Linked DNA regions of Homo sapiens: region 2 is linked to region 1. A link is an interaction called in ENCODE POLR2A ChIA-PET data of the cell type or tissue named here. Cell type or tissue: B cell. All regions are shown on one strand. Links, peaks and the distances in the headings refer to the core of each region. The heading gives the core; the rest is flanking DNA.

Evidence for each region. Peaks named below come from ENCODE experiments on the same cell type or tissue, not always from the same donor. Only the 100,000 strongest peaks of a DNase experiment are listed, where the experiment ranks them.
Region 2: POLR2A ChIA-PET joins it to region 1 with 5 read pairs; 3 of 35 experiments call an interaction of 5 or more read pairs at or near these places.

What each region holds. Positions count from the first base shown.
Region 1 is chr22:35,370,622-35,373,531 of GRCh38, reverse strand. No RefSeq gene overlaps it. Among named protein-coding and RNA genes, the nearest start is that of HMOX1, 9.0 kb to the left of the region's middle. In B cell, for the core only: no CTCF peak of the experiment used is centred there; DNase peaks (open chromatin) are centred at 1,471 and 1,791.
Region 2 is chr22:35,525,831-35,528,740 of GRCh38, reverse strand. No RefSeq gene overlaps it. Among named protein-coding and RNA genes, the nearest start is that of RASD2, 14 kb to the left of the region's middle. In B cell, for the core only: no CTCF peak of the experiment used is centred there; no DNase peak of the experiment used is centred there.

The DNA of each region.
Region 1 (2,910 bases), core at 154-2,653:
TTTTTGCACCTGATTTTGTTTGTTTGTTTTTAAAGTGCCTTTATCCCAAAATAATCCTTTTTTTTGAGACAGAGTCTCACTCTGTTTCCCAGGCTGGAGTGTAGTGGTCTGCAACCTCAATCTCCTGGGCTCAAGCAATCCTCCTGCCTCAGCCTCCCAAGTAGCTGGGATTATAGACATGCACCACCATGCCTGGCAAATTTTTTATATTTTGTATTTTTTGTAGAGACAAGGTTTCACCACGTTGCCCAAGCTGGTCTGGAACTCCTGAGCTCAAGCAATCCCCCCACAGTGGCCTCCCCAAGTGCTGGGATTACAGGCATGTGCCACCACGCCTGGCCAGCTCAAAATAATCCTTAATCAATGAATGGGGAGTGGTGGCACACACCTGTAATCGCAGCTACTTGGGAGGCTGAGGCACGAGAATCGCTTGAACCTAGGAGGCAGAGGTTGCAGTGAGCCGAGATTGTGCCACTGCACTGCAGCTTGGGTGACAGAGACCCTGTCTCAAAATAATAATAATAATAATAATAATGATCCTTAATCCAAAGTGGCACATTTTGGGTGGCATATCCTGAACTCCTTCAATATAAAGCCTATATTCAAATGTCCCCTATTGCCCCAATAACCTCCTCTTTAGCCGTTTTACCAGTCCAGGTTCCAGCCCAAGAGGTTGCATTGCATTCACTTGTCCTGCCTCTTTGGGTTCCTCAGCCTTTGAAGTTTTTTTTTTTTTTTTTTTTTGAGGCGGAGTCTTGCTCTTTCGCCCAGGCCGGACTGCAGTGGCGCGATTTCGGCTCACTGCAAGCTCCGCCTCCCGGGTTCATGCCATTCTCCTGCCTCAGCCTCCTGAGTAGCTGGGATTACAGGCGCCCGCCACCACGCCCGGCTAATTTTTTCTATTTTTAGTAGAGATGAAGTTTCACCGTGTTAGACAAGATGATCTCGATCTCCTGACCTCGTGATCCGCCCGCCTCGGCCTCCCAAAGTGCTGGGATTACAGGCGTGAGCCACCGCGCCCGGCCTTGAAGTTTTTGAAAATGACAGGCCGGCCATTTTAACAGATGCCCCTCCATTTGAGTAGCTCCCACCTTTAGGTTGCAGCGCCCCCGCGCCCCGCTCAACAGCGATTTAAAGTGTGAAGCCCCCAGCACAGCGCCTGGCCCGTGGCAGGCCGTCGGGAGATAGAGGTTCCCTAAAACAGTGGTGCGGGGAGTAGCAAGAGGCTAGAGGAGGAGTGAGAGGAAGGGTGGAGGAGCTGCTATGGCTTCCCTAGGATTCAGGCCCCAGACGAGGCCGAGGACGTGCTGGCTGAGGCATGTCCCGACTCCAGACTCCAGCCGGACAGTCCGGACTTTGCCCCAGGGGATTAAACCTGGAGCAGCTGGAACTCTGAGGAAAACAAATCTCTAGACCGTGACTCAGCGAAAACAGACACCGGGACCGTGACTCAGCGAAAACAGATCTCGGGGCGGTGACTTAGCGAAAATAGACCTCGGGACCGTGACTCAGCAGGAAAAACACGGCCACGTGGCTCGGGAAAGGATTACTCAGCAGGGGCAGAGCGGCGCCAGATGGGCTGGGCGCGGCGAGCGGGTGGGGGGCGGGGTAAGGGGGGGTACGCCTGGGCGGGGGGGGGGGGGGCGGGTGGCATCGCGCCCCAGGCTCTGGGGACAGTGTGCCTTTCTTTAGGACCTGGCCCCTGCCTCTTCGACTCTCTAAGCTCTAAAGGGTGGTTAACAGCCTTCAGGGCTGCTGGTAGGCTTAAGTGAGCCCAGAAGTGAGCAGAAGTGAGAACTGCCTAGTAGTTGATACTCACCGGGTCCCTTAACAAAAAACCTTGAACGAATAAACAATGCCTCTGCCAATCACAGGCTCGGCAGCACCGTGGGAACTTTTTTTTTTTTTTTTTTTTGAGATGGAGTCTTGCTCTGTCACCCAGGCTGGAGTGCAGTGGCACGATCTTGGCTCACTGCAACCTCTGCCTCCTGGGTTCAAGCAATTCTCTGCCTCAGCCTCCCGAGTAGCTGGGATTACAGGCACCCATCACCATGCCCAGCTAATTTTTGTATTTTTAGTACAGATGGGGGTTTCACCATTTTGGCCAGGCAGGTCTTGAACTCCTGACCTCGTGATCCACCTGCCTCAGCCTCCCAAAGTGCTGTGATTACAGGTGTGAGCCACCGCACCCGGCCTTTTTTTTTTTTTTTTTTTTGACGAGTCTTGCTCTGTCGCCCAGGCTGGAGTGCAGTGGCGTGATTTCGGCTCACTGCAACCTGTCTCCCAGGTTCAAGCAATTTTCCTGCCTCATCCTCCCTAGTAGCTGGGATTACAGCTGTAATTATACCACATCCGGCTAATTTTTGTATTTTTTTAGTAGAGATGGGGTTTTATCATGTTGGCCAGGCTGGTCTCGAACTCCTGACCCCAGGTGATCCATCTGCCCATTATGGGAACTTCGATAGCTGCCTGGGAAGGTGGTGGTCGCTATTGAGTGATTTGAGATCTCCCTCAGCTCAATTCAGCCAATACTTGGTTGTCTTCCTGGGGCCTCAGTTTCCCCATGTTAAAAGTGGGGAATAAAGATAATTTCTCGTTCACTTAATGATATTCCCTGAGTCTATATCATCATCATCCTTGACTTATTTTTTTTTTTTTTTGCGATGGGGTCTCACTCTGTCACTCAGGCTGGAGTGCAGTGGCACGATCTCGGCTCACTGCAGCCTCCATCACCCGGGCTCAAGCGATCCTCCCACCCTAGCCTCCCAAGTAGCTAGGACCACAGGCCTGTGCCACCACGTCCACCTGGCTAATTTTTTTGTGTTTCTGATGGAGACAGGGTCTCACTATGTTGCCCAGGCTGGTCTCAAACTCCTTGGTCCCTTAAGTAATATAAAGATTTTTTTCTTT
Region 2 (2,910 bases), core at 237-2,736, 160 kb before region 1:
TGGGTTCAAGTGATTCTCCTACCTTAGCATCCTGAGTAGCTGGGATTACAGGGGCCTGCCACCATGCCCCAATAATTTTTTGTATTTAGTAGAGACAGGTTTCTCCATGTTGGCCAGGCTGGTCTGGAACTCCTGCCCTCAGGTGATCCACCCTTCTAGGCCTCCCAAAGTGCTGGGATTACAGGTGTAAGCCACCATGCCCAGCCCTGGTGACCCATTTTTGTCTGTCTGCTATGAGCATCTTAGAGGCAGGAGATCAACGTAATCATGTGCGTATTCTCAGAATCCAGAGTAGGTTCTGGCACATAATAGGTGCTTATTCATTCAGTAAACAGAAACGTATTTAAGCACCTACTATGTGCTGGGCATGGATCTAGGTGCTGAGAATAGAATGGTGGACAACAGAGACAAAACCCTGCTCTCAAGGAGCTGATGTTCTAGAGGGAAGAGGTAATTAATCAAATAGCTATAAAACAGAATATAATACAGTAAATAGCATATAATAACAATATAAAGTCAGGGAGTGATTGGGTCTATGAAGAAAAATGGTGCAGGCTCAGGTGTGTGAGAGGGTAATGGGGGAGCTGTTGGGGACAGGTGGTCAGGGAGGTGACACTGAAACAGAGCGAAGCAAGGGCTGGGTCAGGTGGGCATGGCAGTAGGAAGAACATCCCAGGCAGAGGAACAGCAAGTGCAGATGCCCCAGAGGGCCTGTGCTTGGCGTGTTCAAGGAAAAGCAACAACACGCCTAAGAATGTGAGCTAGTCATGAAAGAAGTGAAAGAAAGAATGAATGGGCCCGGCACGGTGGCTCACGTCTATAATCCCAGCACTTCGGGAGGCCAAGGCGGGAGGATCACCTGAGGCTGGGAGTTCAAGACCAGCCTGGCCAACATGGAGAAACCCCGTCTCTCCTAAAAATACAAAGTTAGCCGGGCGTGGTGGTGCATGCCTGTAATCTCAGCTACTCGTGAGGCTGAGGCAAGAGAATTGCTTGAACCCGGGAGGTGGAGGTTGCGGTTAGTCGAGATCACACCATTGCACTCCAGTTCTGGGCAACGAGAGTGAAATTCTGTCTATATATATATATATATATATATAAAGAAGGAGAGAGAGAAAGAGGAAGGAAGGAAGGAAGGAAGGAAATATGTCATGGCAGAAACGATTCTGGCTACAAACTGGTAGGTGTGGGTTCAATAGTTCAAGCTCTGTCTTTAATTAACAGCGGGACCTTACTGAGCTTCAGTCTCCTCACCTGCAAAATCAACATAATACAAGCCCCATGCCTCCTGTGTTGTGCAAACCAAATGCAACAAGCACTGGGAATCGGATAAAGCAGAGTGTATTTGTGAACTCTATATTACCATGATTGTTACAAAGCCGTATTCAGACACCTCCTGCTCACAGTCAACCAGGTCACAGTTCCTTCTGACTCGGCTGTAATGACAGGCTGTCTTGGGGGACCCCCCTCACAGTGGAGGCCCCTGCCATCCCCTGCTGCTCCTCCATCCCTCTTTCCTCTGCCCCCCTCCCTCTTCTCCTGCCTTTTTCCAACATTTCCTGGTGCCTTCTGTGGGCCAGGCTTACAGAAGAAGCCGTAGGTCCGGAGACATGACACGAGGTCCCTGGTCTCCAAAACCCTGCGTATTTTGTGACAACAGATTCTGGTACATGCTTTCACAGCGGTCTGTGCAAGGCCCTTGGGGAGCACTGTGGAGGGAACACCCAAATCTGCTGGGAGGAGCAAGACCCAAGGCCAGCAAAGAGTGGGTAGAGCTCTGGGCTAGGAAGGGGTCTGAGTCCTTGTTCCAGCTCTGTCCACCACTCACTGTGTGACTGTAGGCAAGCCCCCAGCAATCTAGGCCTCAATTTCCTCACCTGTCAAAAGAGATGGTGATTCTATGCTCTTGCAACTAACTTATGCTGTGCTTCTGCCATCTCTTAGTGGGCCCAGCACTGCACTACCCGCTACAGGATATGAAAGAGAGAAGTGAAGACTTGGTTCCGTCCATTAAGAGATTCTGCAGTGAAGAAGTGTCAAGCCACAAACTCCGTTCAAAGGAGCAGTGATTGACTGATTCCCTTTTGGTGTCAGTGTTCAGCACAGCTGGGATGCCTTTCAGGGAATCTAAAAAGCCAATGGAGGCTTGGAGCGTTGACTACGGAGGCCTTTTCCAGTGCGGATTCCAGGGGCCTATGAACAGTTCTCGAGCTACCGAAGGTCAGATGCAGTAAGACATCCAGTTCAGAAGTCACAATCACAGGAAATTTAGGGGGCAGCAGCGCACGCAGCTGGGCTGGCTTGCTGGGGGAGATTTTCTGCAGGAGGGGGAGTTGGATGCAGGAAGAATGTTCCAGGCGGGAAAAACTTCCAGCAGTCCCAGGCCAACTCTGCACGTCAGGCAATCTGACTTTGGCCAAGTCACCAAATCCCCCCGCAAAGCCTTGATTTCTCCATCTGTAAAACAGGGCTGCTGAGAGATTGAGAGAGGGTACATAGGCCGGGAAGGTGGCTCACGTCTGTAATCCCAGCACTTTGGGAGGCCGAGGCGGGAAGATCACTTGAGCCCGGGAGTTCAAGATCAGCCTGAGCAGCATAGCGAGATCTCATCTCTACTAAAATTTTAAAAAATTAACCAGGCATGGTGGGGCGTGCCTGTAGTCCCACCTACTTGCAGGGCTGAGGCGGGAGGATCGCTTGAGCCTGGGAAGTTGAGGCTGCAGTGAGCCAAAATTGTGCCACTGCACTCTAGCCTTGGGTGACAGTGGAAGACTCTGTCTCAAATAAATAAATAAATAAATAAATAAATAAATAAATAAATAAAAAGAAAAGAAAAAGAGAGGGCATATAAGGTGTGCTAGAGCACAGTGCTGAGGACACAGCAGGCCCTCAGTCGCTGGCAGTTCCAGT